Regions from separate parts of the Homo sapiens genome. Here region 2 is linked to region 1. The links are chromatin loops, found by intact Hi-C in ENCODE. Cell type or tissue: ovary. All regions are shown on one strand. Links, peaks and the distances in the headings refer to the core of each region. The heading gives the core; the rest is flanking DNA.

What was found. Peaks named below come from ENCODE experiments on the same cell type or tissue, not always from the same donor. Only the 100,000 strongest peaks of a DNase experiment are listed, where the experiment ranks them.
Region 2: it touches region 1 in a loop (7-fold over the local background); 1 of 110 quality-filtered maps calls a loop at or near these places.

The regions. Positions count from the first base shown.
Region 1 is chr7:11,081,207-11,091,681 of GRCh38, forward strand. The region is part of intron 16 of PHF14 (PHD finger protein 14); the gene reads left to right. Among named protein-coding and RNA genes, the nearest start is that of PHF14, 110 kb to the left of the region's middle. In ovary, for the core only: no CTCF peak of the experiment used is centred there; no DNase peak of the experiment used is centred there.
Region 2 is chr7:11,223,264-11,233,738 of GRCh38, forward strand. No RefSeq gene overlaps it. Among named protein-coding and RNA genes, the nearest start is that of PHF14, 250 kb to the left of the region's middle. In ovary, for the core only: no CTCF peak of the experiment used is centred there; a DNase peak (open chromatin) is centred at 5,488; H3K27ac peaks cover 457 bases.

The sequences.
Region 1 (10,475 bases), core at 3,979-7,978:
CCCTGGTAGTAGAAAATCAAAGTAGTAAAACTTTTCTGGGGAATAATTTAGCAATGTGAATCAAAGGCATTAAGCATGACAATACTATTTGTAAAGTAACAGCACTTGGAGGACTCTTTCCAGAGGAATATTCTGAAATTAGCTCAATTTTTATATAAGAATATTCTTTATGGTGCTCATTATAATAGTGAAAAATATTTGGAACCAACACAAATGCCTGGTATTACAAGAGTGGTTAAATAAATTAATAATATACCGTAAATTTTCATCCTCTTATTTGACCCCTTATTCAGCCATTTTTTAAAAAGAGTATTTCCTGTGTGGGAAAACATTTAAGTTTAAGTTAGAATCGTCCCATATTTGTTTAAGATTTATCGTGGTGACCCACAACTGTAATCCCAGCACTTTGGGAGGCCGAGGTGGGCGGATCATGAAGTCAGGAGATCGAGACCATCCCGGCTAACAGGATGAAACCCTGTCTCTAGTAAAAATACAAAAAATTAGCGGGGTGTGGTGGCACGTGCCTGTAGTCCCAGCTACTTGGGAGGCTGAGGCAGGAGAATCACTTGAGCCCCGGAGGCAGAGGTTGCAGTGAGCTGAGATCGCGCCACCACACTCCAGCCTGGGCGACAGAATGAGACTCCGTCTCAAAAAAAAAAAAAGAGATTTATGATCTTAATTTTTTATAAATATTTTTATTTCATTTTAAAGCTTTTCTCTATCTTCATAGGTTTTTGATAGTGAAAGTATCTTACTTTTATACCAGAAAACTGGTTTTTAAAAGCTAATAGTGTACGTAGAATTCTAACAGAAGACTCTGGATATTAGATATCTCTTGACTGCCTTAGAAAATCAATTTGAGTGCAGTGGCTCACGCTTGTAATCCCAGCACTTTGGGAGGCCGAGGTGGGAGGATTGCTTGAGCTCAAGAGTTAAAGAGTAGCCTAGGCAATGTATCGAGACCTTGTCTCTAATAAAATTTTTAAAAAATCAGCTGGGCATAGTGACACGTGCCTATAGTCCCAGCTACTTAGGAGGCTGAGGTGGGAGGATTGATTGAGCTTGGGACATATTGAGGCTGCAGTGAGCCATGATCACGTCACTGTACTCCAGCCTGGGCAACAGAGCAAGACCCTGTCTCAAAAAACAAAGCAAACAAAAACATCAATTTAATAAAACCATTATGGAAAGGCATGAAACAAAGTCAATTCTCTTTTTGTTTGTCTATCCTAAATTAGCATAACAAATTTATAAATTTTCTTCCCTCACATTTTCAATGTCTATTTTGCATTATTTGCAGATAAGCTTAATTTTCCCTTGTTATTCAATCATTTATGCTTTCTGATTTATAAATTCAGCATTCAGTGCCTTTCTGATTTAATGACAATGAATTGTTGACTTGTACTTCCCAGTCTTCCTTATATCACAATTACTAGAAGATAAAGAGTTGGGGATAACTAAACATACTCAGTTTATCCTGACCAAATAGATATTTCTCCATTTCCTTCTTTATCACACATAGTACTTCCACTCAGCTATGTCAGGAGCCTCTCTTTAGTCTCAGCCTTCACACTCAGTAGAATTTTGGTTTCATTTTTTTCTTCTGTGTGGGATATGACAAGATTTCTCTTCAAATAGCCTATTAATCCTTTATTCTTTAATCCACAGTACCCCTCCCCTTCCCTTTTCTTCTCTTTTTCTTTCTTTCTGCCTTTACTACATGCCCAGGCATGCCACAGCACCAATGGCTTATCAGTACCAGCTCACATTCCTTTCCTTATTTGGGAAGAAAACTAGCTCTCTAGCTTATCACAGATGACTTCTACCCCCTCTCCCCTCTCTCCCTTATGTGCACACCTTATCTAAGAAAAAGTTCAAATGTTCAGAGAATCGGGTCTAGCTTAGATTGTGCAGTCCAACCCCAGCCAATGGGGAAAGGGCACAGGGGCAGGATTTGCGTCAGGGATAAAAACTTTAACTCTCCTTTTGGTGACTGGCCAAAGAGAAGCACCCCTCTGTGCAGAAGTAAATTTGCTTTGCTGAGAAATCCTTTGTCTGAGTGTTTGTTTTCCTTAAGACTCCAAGCTTTATTTCTGACATTCTGGAATTATAGTTTGGAGTCTTATTCCTCACTTATATTGTGCTTTACCTTCTAGGTGTGTGCACACCGTCTCTCTTTCTCCCCGCACTCCCACCCCGTATCATCGTGACTGGAAAGCCACAGGAAGTTGCCACATAGAAATATTCTGCTTTCCCTATTTTTTTTTTTTTTTTTTTTTGATACAGAGCCCTTGCTCTGTCGCCCAGGCTGCAGTGCAGTCTCGGCTCACTGGAAACTCCGCCTCCCAGGTTCAAGCAGTTCTCCTGCCTCAGCCTCCCGAGTAGCTGGGATTACAGGTGCCCGCCACTACGCCCGGCTAACTTCTTTGTATTTTTAGTAGAGACAGGGTTTCACCATCTTGGCCAGGCTGGTCTCAAACTCCTGACCTCGTGACCCACCCCCTTGGCCTCCCAAAGTGCTAGGAGTACAGGTGTGAGTCACCACACCTGGCCTGCTTTCCCTAATTTTACCTAATGAGAATTCTTATTTGGGATAGAATCACTTAGTAAGATAATTGTAAAAATGAGCGGTTGCCAGTAAAACCAGTGGGGCTGTACAAAAATTGGCTAGATTTAAGCTAGGAGAAAATAAATAATGGAGGAAAGCATTCCAGAGGAGAAGATGGGATGCCCGTCTGGGGCAATAGGTAGATTCAAGCAAAGTTTATGGAGAACTTTATCTGAAACAGCACAATTTGTGGTTGTTTTTATTGGAGTATAACATTACATAAGGATATGAGAAGATACGTTAAAGACACTATTTTTACAAGCATTACTATCTGTTTAAAATGTAGTAAAAATAATTACAGAACTTAAACTTCAAAGTATTTACAACCATTACTATTTGTTTAAAATAGAGTAAAAATAATTACAGAACTTAAACTTCAAAATATGTACACACACACAATCTGAAAAAATGTTAGAAAAGCAAATGTTTCAGCATACACAGATAGCCATTTATTTTGAAGATAATAGCAATTAGAACATAAGTATTACTTTATTGGATTTATTTTTAAAGGACCAAGTGTTATTTTCTTCTTACATCCTCTAAACCTGTCCCTTTGAGGGCACAGAATTAGTATATCATCATCCATACTTCTTTCCTCTAAGTACAAACAAAATATTCAGGGCCTACTGGTGGCCTCCTCTTTTCATTCCCATTCTAGCTATTATAGGGTTTACTCTTGTGTTTTTTTTTTTTTTTAACTTCACAATGCATAATGGACTTTTTCTCAGTAAATATAGAACTAAGCCAGTTTTTAAGTAGCTACAAAATATAATTTGGATGTATCATAATTTACTGTAATATTTCCCTATTGAAAATTTATTTTTTCCTGTTTAATTTCTATCCCAAAGTAAGTGTGCTAGGCCAAAATTATATGCATATTTTACATGTTAATGGATAATATTATCTTGTTACCCACTGGACATGAATGTGTAATGATGTCATAGCAGAGATTTTTGTCAATTTGATGGATGAAAATTGGCATTTTGATTGTATTTTGTAACAATCAGTTTCAATGTTTATTCACTCATATATTGATGAACCATTTGGATTTTCATATCTGTGAATTGCCTTTCCATATCCTTTGCCGCTTTATCTTTGGAGATTTTTTTTTCTTTTTTAAAAATGAGTTTATTACATATCTTTGTATAAGTTGCAAATATTTTCTTTAAGGTTGTTGGGTTTTTTGTTTGTTTTTGCTTTATTGCTAATGGTATGTTTTGCTGAATTGAAATTTACATTTTTTTGTGTTGTGATATTTATGTCTGAAAAACTAAAACCTAATTTGGTATGTTATGAAATAGACAACAGATATATATTATTTAGGCAGGAAATGCAAATTATCTGTCTTTGCCCTTTAGATGATCTATGTACAGTTTTGCTTGACATGTTTTAAAGATTTACTGAGATACTGTGTCATCTATAAATAATTTTTTAATTACACATTGCGACATTAGCTTAATATAAAAATACTGTTTTGCTTTACCAGAATGTCATATTCTTCTGTTGATTTAAAACAATTTATTAGTTTTCAGAGGCTCTATTTTGTTAATTTTTGAATATCAGGACTGCTGATTTTAAAACATGTTGAAGCTATCATTGATGTAACCTTTTGTGTAATGTATTGGATCTTAATGGTGTTGGATACATGTTTGGTGATTAATTCTAAAGGCAAAAATTATTGTTTCTATTGTAGATGTCAGTGGTGAACAATGAATTGCTAAATTTAATCGTTTTTTAATTTTCTAAATACTCATCCTATTTGGCCTCGTTTCAACATTTAACATTGGTGACCAACCTTCCTCCTTAAAACACTATCTTTTCTTGGTTTTGTTTTTTTCCTTTTTTTTGAGACAGTGTCTCACTGTGTTACCCAGGCTGGAGTGCGGGAACTGCAGGTGTGTGCCTGGCTAATTTTTGTGTTTTTTTAAGAGACAGGGTCTCACTATATTGTCCAGGCTAGTCTTCAACTCCTAGGTTCAGTCCTTCCACCTTGGCCTCCCAAAGTCCTGGGATTTGCTACTGATAAGTACAGTTTTTTTTAACCCTAGTTTTTATCAGTAGCAAAACATAATAGTTTAAAAAAAAAACTGTGGTTAAATGCTTGAATTCTGGAGCCTAGTTATTTGGGTTCAGATTTTCACCCAGCATTTATTAGTTGTAACTTGTCTAGTTACATAATCTTTGTGCTTTAGTTTCCTCATCTGTAAACCGAGGATAATAATCTTTTTTACCTCTAGAATTGCTGTGAGGATTAAATGAATAAAAATATGTAGTGCTTATTCTCCTTCATCAACTCTCTCCTGGACCGTTGCAATAACCATCACCTTCTCTAGTTTGAGTACCTCTAGTCTGTATCCAGTTGTCTTACTAAAACATGAATTTGTTACTATTGTACTCAAATTTGTCCAGAGGCTTCCCATTTCTTGCAAGGTAAATCTAGACTGTATAGCATGGCTTATAAGGCCCTCCAAACCCAGCCTCAGTCTGTCTTTTTGTTTTCATTTCCAGCTGTTCACAGCTCCAGGTGACCTAAATTTAGATCATCGCAGGTCATTTTTTCTTTCTAAAACTAACCTGTTGCTTTTATGCCATCTTGCTTTTATTATACTTTATGTTATACCTTCTCTCTGAAATAACCTCGTCTTTTTCTCTGGGATGAGGGCTTCTCAATCACTTATACTTAGTCCATATGTCTTGGTCAGTGTATGATTCTTAGTGTATAAGCACCATTTTTTAATAATTAAATTAATTTTAATATTCCAGGTCCGAAGCCAATGCTTATCACATAGTATGCCCCCAGTACATAACCAAATTGAAAAAACAATCTGTGGATTTTAATTAGTGGTACTTATTTAATATTTTAAAAGTTATAATTGTCAGATATTAATGGGATCTTGGCTTAGTTATGTTATTTTTATATACAAAACATTGAAATTTTGGTTAGATTGGAATGGTAGTTTTTGTCATCATTTGAATATAATTTGTATAGTAATTTAATTCATTGTTTTCATGGCTTTTATTGTTCTATGTGTATGATACCTATTAAATTCTTACTTGAGTTTTATTACTCTTAGTCCTCTTGGGTTTCTATGGATAGTACCTATTTCACTGAAATCTCTGCGTTATCTTTAATCTAAAAATATGTATGTACTATTAGTTTTTGCTAATTTTTACGTGGGGTAATATCAAGTCAGTTAAATTAGATCTCACTACATCTTAATCCAGTTTTGGGTAGCATAAAATAAATAAGGGTATACTTTGTTTGTAAAGTCCCTGGGTTCCCTTTTCATTCTATTCTGAAAGAAATTTGTTAACAAATTGAGAACTCCTAATTTAGCTTCCTGGAGTGATTTTATGGTAATAGAAAGCACTGCCCTTCTTTCTTTTTTTTTGTTAAGATGGAGTCTCGCTCTGTCATCCAGGCTGGAGTGCAATGGCACGATCTTGGCTCACTGCAACCTCTGCCTCCTGGGTTCAAGCGATTTTTCTGCCCCAGCCTCCCGAGTAGCTGGGACTACAGGCGCACACCACCATGCCCAGCTAATTTTTATATTTTTAGTAGAGACGGGGTATCACCATGTTGGCCATACTGGTCTCGAACTCCTGACCTTGTGATCCACCTGCCTCGGCCTCCCAAAGTGCTGGGGTTACAGGCATGAGCCACTGCGCCTGGCCAGCACTGTTCTTCTTTCTTGACCTGGTTTTTTTGTTGTTGTTTTAGATATAGGTACTATGATATTGGGCCATAATCTTTGGCTTTGCTCCAATGATTGACTTCTAAGGAATCTTTACTCACGCAATTATTCCTTTTACTGACTATTGCTAATTATATTGTGGATTATAACCACAACTATATTTGACTCCCAGTGGTCTTCTCACTTAATAATCTCTGTGTGTTTTCATTTGGCCCATGCTTCATCTGTGTGTGTGGTGTGTGTGTGATACATATGGACACATGTATGAGACTCTGTCACTCTTTTCTGGCATTGGATAAACATTTTGAAATATGCAATAAGAAATAAATAATTTAGGAACATTAGGATTATTTTAAGAAGTCGAATGGGGGCAAAAAGATTTTTAAAGTGTATAACTTGAAACTAACATAACAATTAAAAGTTACCCAGGGCAATTATTTATAAAACATAATTTTATAAGTTCTAATTTATAGAATAGTCCACTTTGTTTAATTCAGTATAAAATATAACTTTGCAGAGTTATCATTATTACAGTCATCCCTCCATATCCGTGGGGCATTGATTCCAGGACCGCTCTCGGATATCAAAATCTGAAGATGCTCAAGTCCCTTATGTAAAATGCCATCATGTTTGCATATAACCTATGCATATGTTCCTGTATGCTTTCAGTTATCTCTAGATACTTATTATAATACCTAATACAATGTAAATGCTATGTAAATAGTTGTTATACCATATTTTTTTTATTGTTGTATTGCTATTTTTTATTGGGTTTATTTTTCCCAAATATTTTCCATCCATGGTTGGTTGAATCCATTGATGCAGAACCTGCAGATATGGAGGGCAGACTGTATTAACTTCAGAAGGTAATGTGTGTTGTTCACATACACACAAACACACACACACACGCACACACACACACAGTCCTATTTCCCAACATGAGAAATTGTCAAATTTTTATGCATTAATAACTAATGAAAATAACAGAGTATTTTTGTTTTCATCCATTTTTAAATGTCTTTTATAAATGTATTTCATTTGTAATCCTGCTTTTTCATTTTAATGAAGAATTTCATTTTCTTACTGTTTTGGTTTTGTTAGTCATGAAATTTTTTTTAATCATAATAACCCTCCTGGGAATTTATCATAAGGAAATAGTCAAAGAAAGAAATGCTAATATAAAAAGACATTTATAGCTATAGTTATAGTAGGAAAATTATTCCCACCGTAAATATATAACTCCCCAAATTAAAACAACTGAAAACACTGTATAGGAGGGGAGTGATAAACTATAACAAATCAGTATTAAAAAATTATGTATCTCCTATAGATTTATAGATTATAAGATATTTACATAGGAATGAGGAAACCTGTTTTATGTCATAAGTATATGCTACTAAATTGTTACATATAAGTGGCTAAAGATTAGAAGGGAACAAAAAATGAGCATGGTATTATTTTAGAATGGTAGGAGTCTGAGTAAAGTAAAATCTTCAACACCATTTTAAGGACATTAATCTCATGAATGTAACATTTAAGTAGAGCCTCATTTTGAGCACAGACAGACACAAAGATTAATTAGATATAAAAAAAAAAAACCGTAGCCCTGATCAGTTAACCGCAGCAAATAAAAACCTAAGACAAACCTTTTATCAGGAGCAACCATTGAGTAGGGCAACTCATATTCAAATGAAATAAACATCAAATCTCTTCCTCAAAACAACATTAAAGTTATCAGCTGTTTGCGTATGTAATTTCAGTTAGTTATGCAGTATACTAAATAAGGTGTAAGGATATGTTCATTGAGGCACAAACAATTCATTGACTTTTATATATGTATATCTTTTAAAGCTTGGATCGTATTTGAACACACCGTGGTTTCTCTAAAAGGTGAAATTCAGCTGGGCATGGTGGCTCATACCTGTAATCCCAGCACCTAGGGAGGCAGAGGTGGGAGGATGGCTTGAGCCCAGGAGTTCAAGACCTGCCTGGGCAATAAAGTGAGACTCCATTCTCCACAAAAAGGAAAAAAAGGACAAAAAAGGTGTAATAAGTAAAATTCAGAACTCTGGAAATATTTTTTAATGAGATACTTAACATATGTCTATATTCTTCAAATACTCAGGCAAGTTTGAGCAAAGTATTATGAGTAGAAGAGGAGAAAGTTAGAATGGTTGATTATTGCCTCATGAATATACTATTAAAAGTGTGACTTTATGATGTGACTTTAGTGTAGAATTGTTCATGCATTCTTTTTTTTTTTTTTTTTTTTTTTTTTGAGACGGAGTTTCACTCTTGTTGCCCAGGCTGGAGTGCATTGGCGTGATCTTGGCTCACCACAAACTCCACCTCCTGGCTTCAAGCGATTCTCCTGCCTCAGCCTCCCGAGTAAACTGGGATTACAGGCATGTGCCGTCACGACCGGCTAATTTTGTATTTTTAGTAAAGACGGGGTTTCTCCATGTTGGTCAGGCTGGTCTCGAACTCCTGACCTCAGGTGATTCGCCCGCCTTAGCCTCCCAAAGTGCTGGGATTACAGGCGTGAGCCACCTCACTTGGCCTGTTCATGCCTTCTTTATGTGTGTACGTGTGTCATTTTTTTATACTTAAGATTATGCATGAAGCCTCAAGTGTGATTTAATTCATAAATAGGCAACCAGTTGAGCTCTGTGAGAAGTGATTGGTCAAAGTACATGAAAGTAATTCTTTAAGTATATTCTCTATGAATCGTAGCAAGAGGAGGAGAAGTTCTGCTTTGAATGAAACTGGTAGGCACTCCCTGTAATTGCCCAGTGAATCAGGTTGACAAAGATAGCTACACAAGGAAGACAGGCCTACAAAGGACTAAATCAATGGGATTCAGTCACAAGCAAGTGAAATTATATCAGTCAATAACTTTCCTTATAAGTGACTGAAATCTTCCAGACCCATATTTTCCTTTTCAGGTTACTCATTTATGTCAATTATTAAAGAACTGCAAAATTGCCTGATTATATCAAGGACCTTGTTGTGACATGGTCTGTAAATGTAGATCTTTTTTTAAAAGAAAGTTGAGTTTCATGTAGAGCATTGAGCACGTTGACTGAAGATTTGACTTTTTCCAAAGCTTGTAACTGTAAAGAAATTGTGGAATCTTGTTTTTCCCTTTAAAAATAAGATTCCTGTGTTTGTTTCTTCTCACCAGATTTACTTTTGAATTTATTTCATATTAAAGATACTGAAAGGCATTCACTTATTTATACATTAGATTTTTATGTAGAGGGTTTATAAGAGACAGAAGAATTCATAGGATAATGGGATCATTCCTAAAAGGATAAAGAAGTCTTCATATAAACCAAGGTGACAGGTGAATTGAATCTTGAAGTATGAGTAGGTTTTAGGAGATTGGGTCAGGAGGTAGCAGTCATTCAAGGGAATAAACAGACACAAATAAAGACAAAGTGGGACCATATGAGTCATGTGTGATGTAGGTTTAAGAGAATAGGTAGATTGGGGCCTTGAGTGCAAGCTAATGATGTTAAGGGGTCCAATGGAGATTTATTGAAGACAAGGGATGATACAAAGGAGAGGATTGTAAAAGGTTGATATTGTGGTGACATACCTGATGAACACATGGGCAGCTGGAGGAAGACCAGTTTGAGGGCTGTGAACCTAGACTGATGGAAGTAGAAATGCAAAGGATTAGAAAGATCTCGGAAACATAACATCATACTAGGGTTGTAGCAGATAATTAATGAAAAATGGAAAGGCAAGGAAGAAAGGGAAGCGTTTAAAGCAAACTGGATGACTTTAAGCTGAATAATGGGAGAGAATGGTGAGAGTAGAAACAGAAAAAAGATGAGTTGGCTATATTTATTTTTTGGAGAAAAATATAATAGGTGAATAGAGGGTTTTTTTTAAAGGTCTACTGAATTAGACATTTTCAGAAAGCATTTAAAATTATGGGATTATAAATATAAAGAGGAGCTGCTTGCCGTTGCTCACGCCTGTAACCCCAGCACTTTGGGCGGCCAAGGTAGGCAGATCAGTTGAGCCCAGGAGTTCAAGACCAGCCTGGGCAAAATGGTGAAACCCGTCTCTACTAAAAATACAAGAATTAGCCGAGTGTGGTGGTGGTGCATGCCTGTAGTTCCAGCTACTCCGGAGGCTGAGGTGGAAGAATCACCTGAACC
Region 2 (10,475 bases), core at 3,161-7,160, 140 kb after region 1:
AGAGGTATGGCAGCATGCAAAGAATAAGAGAACAATTTCTTGGCATTAAATGTCAGATTGAAAGGGCTCATTGAGTACTAAGCAGGGTAAAGGGAACAATAACAGCAACTCATACCTAGATAAATGGCAGACACATTTCAGAATACTTGGAATAAGGAAAAAACCTGTTAAGACTTCTAGAGAGAAGGAATAGATTAACTTTGCAATGAGAAACAGATATACAAGTGCAAGAAGAAAATGGAATAATGTGAAAATGCTGAAGGAAAATGTACCTGAACCTCTTATTTCATACCCAGTGAATCTATTATTCAAAGACAAGGGCAATGTAAACACATTTTCAAACATAAAAGTTGATTCAGTCAGGATTCTTAGTGACAGAGCATAGATAACCTTGTATCTATCAAGGTTAAGCAGAAAGGGATTTATAAAAGGACTTTAGAAAGCTCACAGAACCTCTTGGAGGGCCAGAGAATGAGGTTAACAGGCTGTACAGCAGGAACAACACAGTCAGAGGCAGGGGCACTTACCCAAATCACTGCACAGGGCCATGAAGGCCCTACAATTGTATCCGCTTGCTGCTTATCACCTACGATGCTAAGAACTACATACACTGAATTCTGCCACAGCCCCCAGAGGAATTTGGTACCCCTTTCATTGTGCTTGCCCAAACATCACCTCTTTGCACTTGGCCTTCCCTTGTGATTGCACATTGCTGTCCTGAGCCTCATGTGGGAGCATCTGCTTGGTAGAGCTAAGGTCCCATGTAAATATCCAGCTTCTGGGAGGTTGGGAACACAATTTCCAGGGTGACAAACTCTATAGAACAGGAAGGCAAGCTAGAGGAGGGATGGAATCAGAGTTCAGTGAGCCAGACTACAGTATCTAGAGCAATCCAACAGAAGATAGACAATTAAAAAGAATCATGGAAAATTGGATGCACAAAATAAGAGAGGAATAAATCTAAACATATTAGTAATTGCAGTACATGATAATATATTAAGTTTATTAAACAACAGATTTGCAGACTTAAAAACTTAGTCTCAGAAGTTTCCAGAAAAGTAGATATTTATGTATGAGGCAACTGTTTATAAAAAGAAAGCATGTATAGTAATTGAGATGATAGATACAATAAATTCAAGATGAAAATCACTAAAAGTGCAAAAAAGGACAGCTCATATTGATAACAGAAATAATATATCAAAAGTATCTGAGCCTTTATATTCAATATTGTTAACTAATTACTTAACTAGCTAGTTCTTAAACTGGGAAGACTTTATAGAAAATTATAGCACTGAGGGCTCAAATGAAAAAATGGAACTTATGTCTAGCATTGCAGAAGTTTTTTTTCTGTTTAGGGGAATATGTAATTATTGGGCAGACATGCAGAGCATTAAGGCAGGAAGAAAAAGGCATAAAGCAAACAGAACAAGATCATATGTAGAAACTGACTGTGGACTCTTACAAAAAAGTTCAAACTGCAGCTGACCTGACCCAAGCAAACTGAATTTCCCAGAAGAGAGCCACATAACTTGAGCAGAAAAAGAAGCAGCAGGATTATTCAGTGAGGAGAACAAGAAGTTTATACAAAAACTTTGTTGTATGGGATTTATGCCATACTATCTCTATTTATGCTTCAAGCTACTGTATAGAAAATATATTTAGTTTATATTCCAGAATGTAACTTCATTTTTCTCAATCAGTAAATAAAGCTATCCTTAAAATTGAACAGTGTTTTTTTAACCCATCCAAATATTAATTACCAATTACATGATTGAATAAGTTTTTTTTTTTCTACAAAAAAGGCTGTAGTGTAGTCAGACTTAATTTTCTTTTTATTTGAAACTTCTTGCTTCACAAATGTCACTAAACACCCTAGGGTCAAGCTGGAATTTACAATCATTTTAGCAGTTTAATATTTTGGTAGGAAAAAATAATATTTCTCCAAAAATTGTCATGTTATACTTGGGAAGTTCAGAGACTGTTTCTGTGCCCCCAGTTCTCAGAGCATCCTTGTCACCTGGTGGAATGCTCTCCTGCTTGCTGTTGATAAACTGCAGGGCGTCAGTTGAGCCTCTTCCCTTTAGGTTACTGTTTGAAGGTCCGCCTTGTAGGGAGTCACTGTGATCAAGGGACACAATTTAGCATCTGATAAAAATCAGAGCATGGTAGAAGTTCAAATTTCCGTTCCCTTCATTTGAAGGCATCTGTGTTTTACAAGTCCCTTGTCAAATGTGGCAGGTAGCAGTTGAAAGGATGTCTTCCCTTCCCGCTGCCAGTTTTATTAAGGTAGAGTTGACAAATAAATATTGCATATATTTACAGCATACAATGTGATATTTTGATATATGTTTACATTGAGAAACAATTGAATCAAGCTAAAGAACATATCCATCACCTCACATACTTATTTTTTTAAGATCTAGTCTCCTAGCAAATTTCAAGTATACAGTCCATTGCCATTAATGATAGTCACCACGCTAAACAATAGGTCTCCAGAATTTTTCATCAAGAGGATGGGTTTTAAAATAACGTATACTAGCATTTTAATCTAGACTCTGCTACTTTGTGGCTATATAAATTTAAGCAAGTCATTTACTCTCTCTGAGCCTCAGCTCCTAGTCTGTAAAGTAGACATAATAACAACATTCAGTTGTCAGGATCAGATAATGAGATAATGAGTGTAGAGTACCTGACGCAGTAGCTATTAAAATGAAATAGCTATAGAAGTCCTTGAAAATAATTTCTTAAACAGTTAGCTGGGAGACCTCCTAAATATCTTTATAGTTGTTTATCTATTGATGGTGAGTGGAGCCTCAGGGACCCAATGAGAGAAAAAATAAAATTGAGGATTAGAGAAGTAAATTGGAGCCATTCACCTACAAGGACCTTACCACTGATTTCAGGTCTCATTTTGAGTATTTTGACAATATGAATTTAAGCATTAAAGCTGAGCCTTTAGGGGTAGCAGTTCCCCTTCCAAGAACTTTTTCAAATGAGTTAATTATTTGCTATGAACCAGGTACCCTCTATACGCTTGGGACATATCAATATATAAGTTAAGCCAGCTAAATTGCAAAGATGTATTACAGTCATCCTTGTAGTATAATTTATGTTATGAGTCCAGCCTGAAGTACAAATAAAACACAGCTCTTATTTTTCAAATACAGTCTGATTTGATCACTTCTATGATTAAATTAGCAGCAAATGCAGTACATCTTTGGTGGGGATGAGGCTGGTGGGAGAGTCCCTCTTTCTTCTAAAATGTTTATGAAAGCTATAGGTTTAGTCAGTCCAAAAGGGGCTTTTATAACTTCCGAAAACTTTGTAGAGAAAGAACCAGAAAACATGTTCTGTTTACAGACATTTTTAAGCTGCTATTGTCACTGTTTGTTTCCTGTGGTTATTCCAAAATCTTCTCCTGAAAGGCATAGTATCAGTCTGCACAGTTGTGATGATGATGATGACATCGGTGGTGTCAGTTCAAATCTCTGTGTATGCCTGATGGATCTTCAAACAGGGCATCAGTTCACACAGCATTATTCACGGTGAATAGCACTCCATGTCAAAGCATTAGTAACAATTTATCTCTAGGCCCTGGGATTATGGATAGTTTCATTTTTTTCTCTTTGCTTATCTGAATTTTCTAATTTTTCTATAACAGCATGGATTACTTTGTATTAATATTTTAAGTCAAGAAAAGCCTATTTTAAAGTGAACTTTATCAGTTACATTTAATGTGAAATTCCTCTTCTAGAGCTGATCAAGGAGAGAAGATAAGGCATGGATATTCAGTTTAAAATGGTGAGATTAAACTTTTCCTTTATGTGCTAGTCTTTTATTCAATAAGTAATTTGGAGCACAGCTTTTGTCATGGGGAAAATAGCTGATGGGGAGACATGGATAGAAAAGGGACATGACCCTATCCTCATAGATTTACAGACTGGTCACTGGATGCTGGTGACACATGGGGATGTTTTCATTTGCTAAAGTAAAGTGGAATGATGACTTTATACTCTGCATGTGGTGGCTCTGCCATTAGACAGTAAGTTTCAAATGGCACTAAGTCAGGCATAGAGGAATCCCTCAATATTCATGGGTGTTAGGGAGAGGGAGAGAGTCTTGGTGGATAGATGCAAGATGAGGGTCAGACCTTCCTGGGCTCTGATTCTCTGCTCCTTCTGTCAGTTCATTGCCAAGTGACCTTGGATTAGTTACTTAATTCTCTCTTCATGGCTCTGTTTTCTCATCCCCAGGTAGAGAACCATAATAATACCTACCTTGAAGTGATGATATAAACTACATGACACAGAGTACTTGCTTCACACAGTGTTGGAACACACAGAGCTGCCACCTGGAAATCCCTGCTCATCTAAGGGTTGCATCTAGACTCTGGTAGATTTGGGGAGGGTGGCATTTGAGTTATGTCCTTTCCTGAGCTGTCCCATGCCACAGCTTGCTGCTCTGTTGTCTCCTGACAATTGGTCTCCTTGCTGCTATTTCCAGAAAGCTTCACACAGAAAGCTTCACACACTCCTCTCACTCCTCAGACCATCTTTCACATAATACTGCTGTGTCTAACAGATATGTACACGATGAGAGTAACATACCGGGAACCCAGCAATACAGCAGAATTTCAATACGTGACAACACTTTTCTTAAAAATTCCCAGGTCTCACTGGTAGCAGGGATTTGTCTCTGTTACCTTTTTCTATGGTCTTTTTTGCCTCCATGTTCCTAGGCTTCTTTTCAGCCATTACCCTTTTCCTGTTTCCCCAGCTGCCTTGGAGCAAATTTGGTTTCTTTATTATACAAAACAATTTGGTCTTAATTGAGATTAAACTCCTGGTCTATCTTCACACGTCTAAAAACCCTAATGACTTTTACTCAACAAAATAGTCAATCCTTAAGTCAATTCTTCATTTCTCCCAGAATGTGAAAGTGGAGGCAGAAATTCTTTTCTTTTTTTAATCTAATTTCTCTCGTCCGTTAAACTAGCTATTGCTGTTGTTAGTTCTGACACACTGAAACTGGATTCTCAGAGCAGGGAACTTGAAAACAAGTCAGTAGACTGGCTGCATTCCTCCTAAGCCATTTCTCTACCTATGCTTACACTTTGAGGTGAAACTATAAACTGCTTAATTTAATTCAGCTTAAACGTTTGTTTCCCCATTATTATTTCTCCATTGATTTTTGTCCAATGGCTTGCAGTGCTTCCACAAAAGAACTTCATAAATTTGGTTTGATTGATAACTTCTATAGGCCTCATAGGCACCAGGGCTGGAAGATAAATAAACCTCAACACAGAATGGAAGCTGTGTTTCAAAGGACAGTGGTGGTGGGGAAGAGGAGGGAGAGATTACTTTGAATGGTATTGCCAAGTTTATTTCAACAGCTTGAAAACAGCCGATAAACACTGTAAAAAAAAAAAGAAATTGAAGTCCTTCGTTTAGTGAGAACTGCTTGTCCAGATAGGGTTGGGTGGCTGCCAGCTGGTGAATCAAATGTCAATTGGGTTTACACCATAGGAGACAATCTGTTCTAGCAGTGTTTGGACTGGAAAAAGGGAATGAATTGGTAAAGAGCTGTTCTACAGGATGCCAGTCTTTTAAGGAGCTGAGGAAAGCCCACAGAACACCAAATTATTACAGGGTCAGGACTGTGTCATTTATCTATTTGCAGGCACAAGAGTAATTATTTTCTCAGCATTAGGCATAAGCTTTTCAGAAGAATACTGCCAGGATGAAAAAATGCATGAAACAGATATATGTGTTGAAAACTCAGTGACAAGATTTGTGTAAAATTCATTGCTTCTGGGTTTCTGGTATGAACCTAGGGGAATATTGGAAAATAACCAGTAGATTCCTTAGCTTACTTATTTCAGATTACCTTTTAAGCCTTAAAGATTCTGATTTCTTTGTGAATGAGACTTCCCAATTGTAATAACTTCAAAAAAATAAACATAACTTTATATTTTGTAAATATCCAAATAAATGCTCTTATTTGAAAAAAGTTTTCACAAGAAAAAATCTTAAAGTAGAAAAATTACTCATAACCCATCACCCAATAAAATTACTTTCGGTTTTACTTTATAATGTATATCTTTCCAAGTGTGTGTGTGTGTCTGTATAGAGAGGGAGGTGTTTGTGTGTGCATTTTTCTGTACTTACAAAATGAGATCCCATCATACATGTTGCTTTGAAACATGTCTGTTTTTCTCTCACTGTATCATGTCATCTTTTGATGTTAATAAATACACATGCAAGTACTTTTATTTAATGGCTGAATAGAATTCCTTGTGCAAATATACAGTAATGCAATTAATTTCCTATTGGCAAATATTTGGGTTATTTCTAATTTTTGCCCATTATAAACAAGGTAAAGACATTTTGTTGTGGAAATATTTATACCTTTGGGTGATGATTTTATAAGGATAAATCCCATAAACATAAGATAAATACACATTAAAATTTTTTTAAAAAAATTGTAGTCAAATACTTATAACATAAAATTTAACACTTAATACTTTTTAACTGTATAGTTCAGTGGCCCTAAATAAATTTTTGTGCTACCATCACCACCATCCATCCATAGGATTCTTCATCTTGCAATACTGAACCTGTCTCCATTAAACACTAGCTGCCCCTTCCCCGCTCTCCAACCCCCGACAACCATCATTCTACTTTCTGCCTCTATGACTTCGTTGACTATTCTAGGTACCTCATATAAGTGGAATCATACCATTTGTGTCGTTTTGTGACTGGCTTATTTCTCCTAGCATAATGTCCTCAAGGTTCATCCATGTTGCAGCATATGTTAGAATTTCTTGTCTTCTAAAAGCTGAAATAATATTCTGTTTGATGTATATGCTATATTTTGTTTATCTATCAGTGGACACTTGGGTTGCTTCCACCTTTAGGCTATTGCCAGTTCTGCCACTATAAATGTAGATGGACAACATTGCTTCCAGTCTCTTCTCATAATCCTTTTGGATATATCCAGAAATAAAATCACTGGATCATATGATGATTCTATTTTTGATGTTTTGAAGAACCACCACACTGTTTTCCACAGTGGCTCTACATTCTCAACAACATTGTACACGTTTTCTAATTTCTCTACATCCTCACCAATACTTGCTATTTTCTGCTTCTTTTTTTAATGGTAGCCATCCTAATGAATGTGTGGCGGTATCACATTGTGGTTTTGATTAGCATTTTCTTAATGGTTAATGATATTGAGCATCTAATATGCAGATTTTTAAAGTTTATGATCCACATTGCCAAATTGTTCTCTAGAAATATTCTACCAATGTAATCTCAGTAAATAGTGCTCATTTACCTTCTCTGACATCCAGTGGTAATGTTTATCATGTAACTTTTAAACAACAGTGCTCATAGACATAGAAAATGTTGCTGTAAGCTCTTTGATTTAAGTTAGAAGGTGCTATATTTCTTCAAGGTTACTCATGGCGTTAGCAGGCTAGGCAGTAAAAATACATTTAGTGACTTGAAAGCTATATTTTTAAACATATAATTGATCTTTAGGAAGATTACATAAGGTTAAATAACTGTTTTGATTCTTTTATATCTCTATTCTCTCCCACTCCTTAGCAGGACTCCTATGCTAAGTCCTGCCACCTCTAATTGCAGCCTTCCATTTCCCTAAGGATTCCTTGATGATACTGAAGTTTACTTACCTAATCTATGGTTCATTTTACTATCCTTCTGTCATCATAATCAATAAACAGCAGTTATCCTTTTATGAAAAAGAAAAGAAAGGAGAATAGGAAAGTGCATTCTTCTTAATTGAGTAAGCTCACATTTCTTGAACCGTGGCCCAAGAATTAATCGACACAGCACCCTTTCGTCATATTTAACATTTCCCTTTCTCTAGCCATTAACTCTGAGGGTGTCAAATCTGCTTACAAAAGTGTTTCCCTACTAATATACCCTTCAGTTACTGGGGAGATGCAGCTGAGCCTCTTGCTTGTGTATTGCCTCCTCAATGTCAGATTTTAGTGACTCTTTTGCTGTTTCTGTGGCTTGTTGATAAACACAATTGATAGAAGAGGAAAACATCCAGATATAGACCTTATCTGAGAAAATGTCTTGGTTTGTGTGGAAAATGCTTAGAAATTTCCTTCTCACTGAACCCTATGTCCCACCCTGACTTTTTGTGCTTTTCTAATCAAAACAAGGAAGACTCATTTCGTTTCTTCCTTTTTCAGGAATATAAAATAAATTAAAAGTACACATGTTCTACTGGGACAAACAGGAGGCCATAAAATTGCTTAGCCTGCAGTCAAACATAAAAACATAAAAAATACAACAGCAAACAAACAAAAGCTAGCCTTAGAAAGGGCATTTAGACAATAATCCCTGGCCACTTTCCCACAGGAAAGAAAAGGAAAACTTTCAGAAAGAAACTTGGAGCGTATTTTTTTTTTTTTTTGCAAAGAGTATATAGTACCTGTTGATACTATATCTAATTATGTGCTAAATACAATATAATTTCAGTTATTAATATTAACATATTAATATATATTATTAGTAGTACAATATATATTCAGCATCAATGAACATATATTGATATTGCAACCGGGGCAAATAAAACACATTTCTTGTCAGTAAAGAACTGATTTAGTAACGGAAACAGGCATATAAAGAGATCAGTTTAATATAATGTCAGAAGTGCAGACAGAAAGCTGTACTGGCTGTTATTAGGAGGGGCTTTGCTGAGAAGTTTATCAAAGGATGGAAGGTGTCAGGCAGAGGCCCAGTAGGAGCAAAAAGCACAGGGGACTACAGCATTGTGTGTGGAGGGGCAACCACAAACGACAGTTGGATGTAGTTTGTTGGTTACATGAAAGCAGACAAGGAGTAAGTTAGCAGAAGCTAGATCACCTTCAGTGTGTGTAGGCACTTCTGAACCACATGATGGAGTTTGGCTTTTGTAATGTAGGGATGGATGCTCCCTAAAGCCATTTAATCTGTGCAGTGCTACAATCATTTCTGGTATCACACGTATCACTTGGTGGGATTTGAGGGAATGGATTTGCAGGGGTGGGGTGGGATGGGAGCTGGAGATAGATATCCTGCCAGGAGTCCATGGGAATGGTCCAGGGGAGAGAATGTGAGGGCATGAGCAGAGACCATGGAAGAAAAGATGGAGAGAAGATACAGCTGAGAAATTTTTAGGAAAAATTGCATTTGAAAGAGAAGGTGGAGGAGGGGAGTCTCCTGGCTTTTGTTTTTGCAACTAATTCCTATATCCTTCTGGAGGACACTGAAAAATGTAGGTGTTTTCTCATGCAACTCTGGGGAAAAGGAAGCTTAGTGGTAGGGGTGCTTCTAAGTTCAATCTGCTTCTGAAATCCTAGGCAGTCATCTCTAGACTATTCCCATGCCAGGGTGACTCACACCTACAAGATGTCTATCTCCAGGGATCCAGACAAGAAGTACGGCGCAGATCTTCATTGCTCTTGTATTTAATTTTGTTGTATCATTCTCCCTCTCCCCTACTGAGGAGGCTGGGGTACCTGGCTTCATAGCAAGCCACACTACCATAGAGTTCCCAGGAGTCATGGGCAACACTTACGATTGGCAACTTTCAGAGGCACTCTAGCCTGGGCGACAGAGCAAGACTCGTCTCAAAAAAAAAAAAAAAAAAAAAAAAGAAAGCAATATGATCACACTTGTAGATTCTCTGAACCTTCCTTCTCTAGGGTTTCTTCCACAGATTGATGACAAGAGACAGGCCTGGGAGGCACCATGGGTCTATTAAAAACTTGATTCTACCTAAGATTTGATAGATTAAATTTGTGGGAAAGTTGATAGGCAAGTACCAAACAGATACTCTTGAGTTCGTGGGCTCAGTTTTTCTTAAAATGTATATAGAATAAACCCTTTCCTTTCCTGTATGATCTCATTGTCCTTTCCAGAAATTATGCCTTAACTACAAGTCCCTTGCTGACCAAAACATTGCTTGCTTTCTGAATCATATTTATCTAGTAATATTTATTCAACATGATAATGCTCAGGACATGCTACCCCACAATGTGGTACCTTGGCATTTGAGAAAAGAGTAGAAGCAGCAAAGTCTCTCTGACTCCCCATCCTCTCTCCCCTGGTGTAGACCATAGAAGACTTCTCTGACCTTCCTCTAAAGTAGGTCATTCCAGAGATACTCTCCCTATACATTCTTATCTCTGAAGACACTGGGACACAGAAACGAATCTGAACACACAGGCCTCACTAAGTTCCTCCAAGTTTATTACAATTAGATCTTATGCTGTTTGTCTAATTATACTTCTGCACTACTGTCCACTTCATCAGACTAGCATAAAAATATACAGGTTGTCCTGATTCTTTGGGTCTGTATTTTTGAAAGCTCTTGTGTCAAGTTTATTATTGTCGACGAAAAGAGTCAAACTCTGTAAAATATTTGACTGTTCAGTCAAATATTCATTCTGAGCC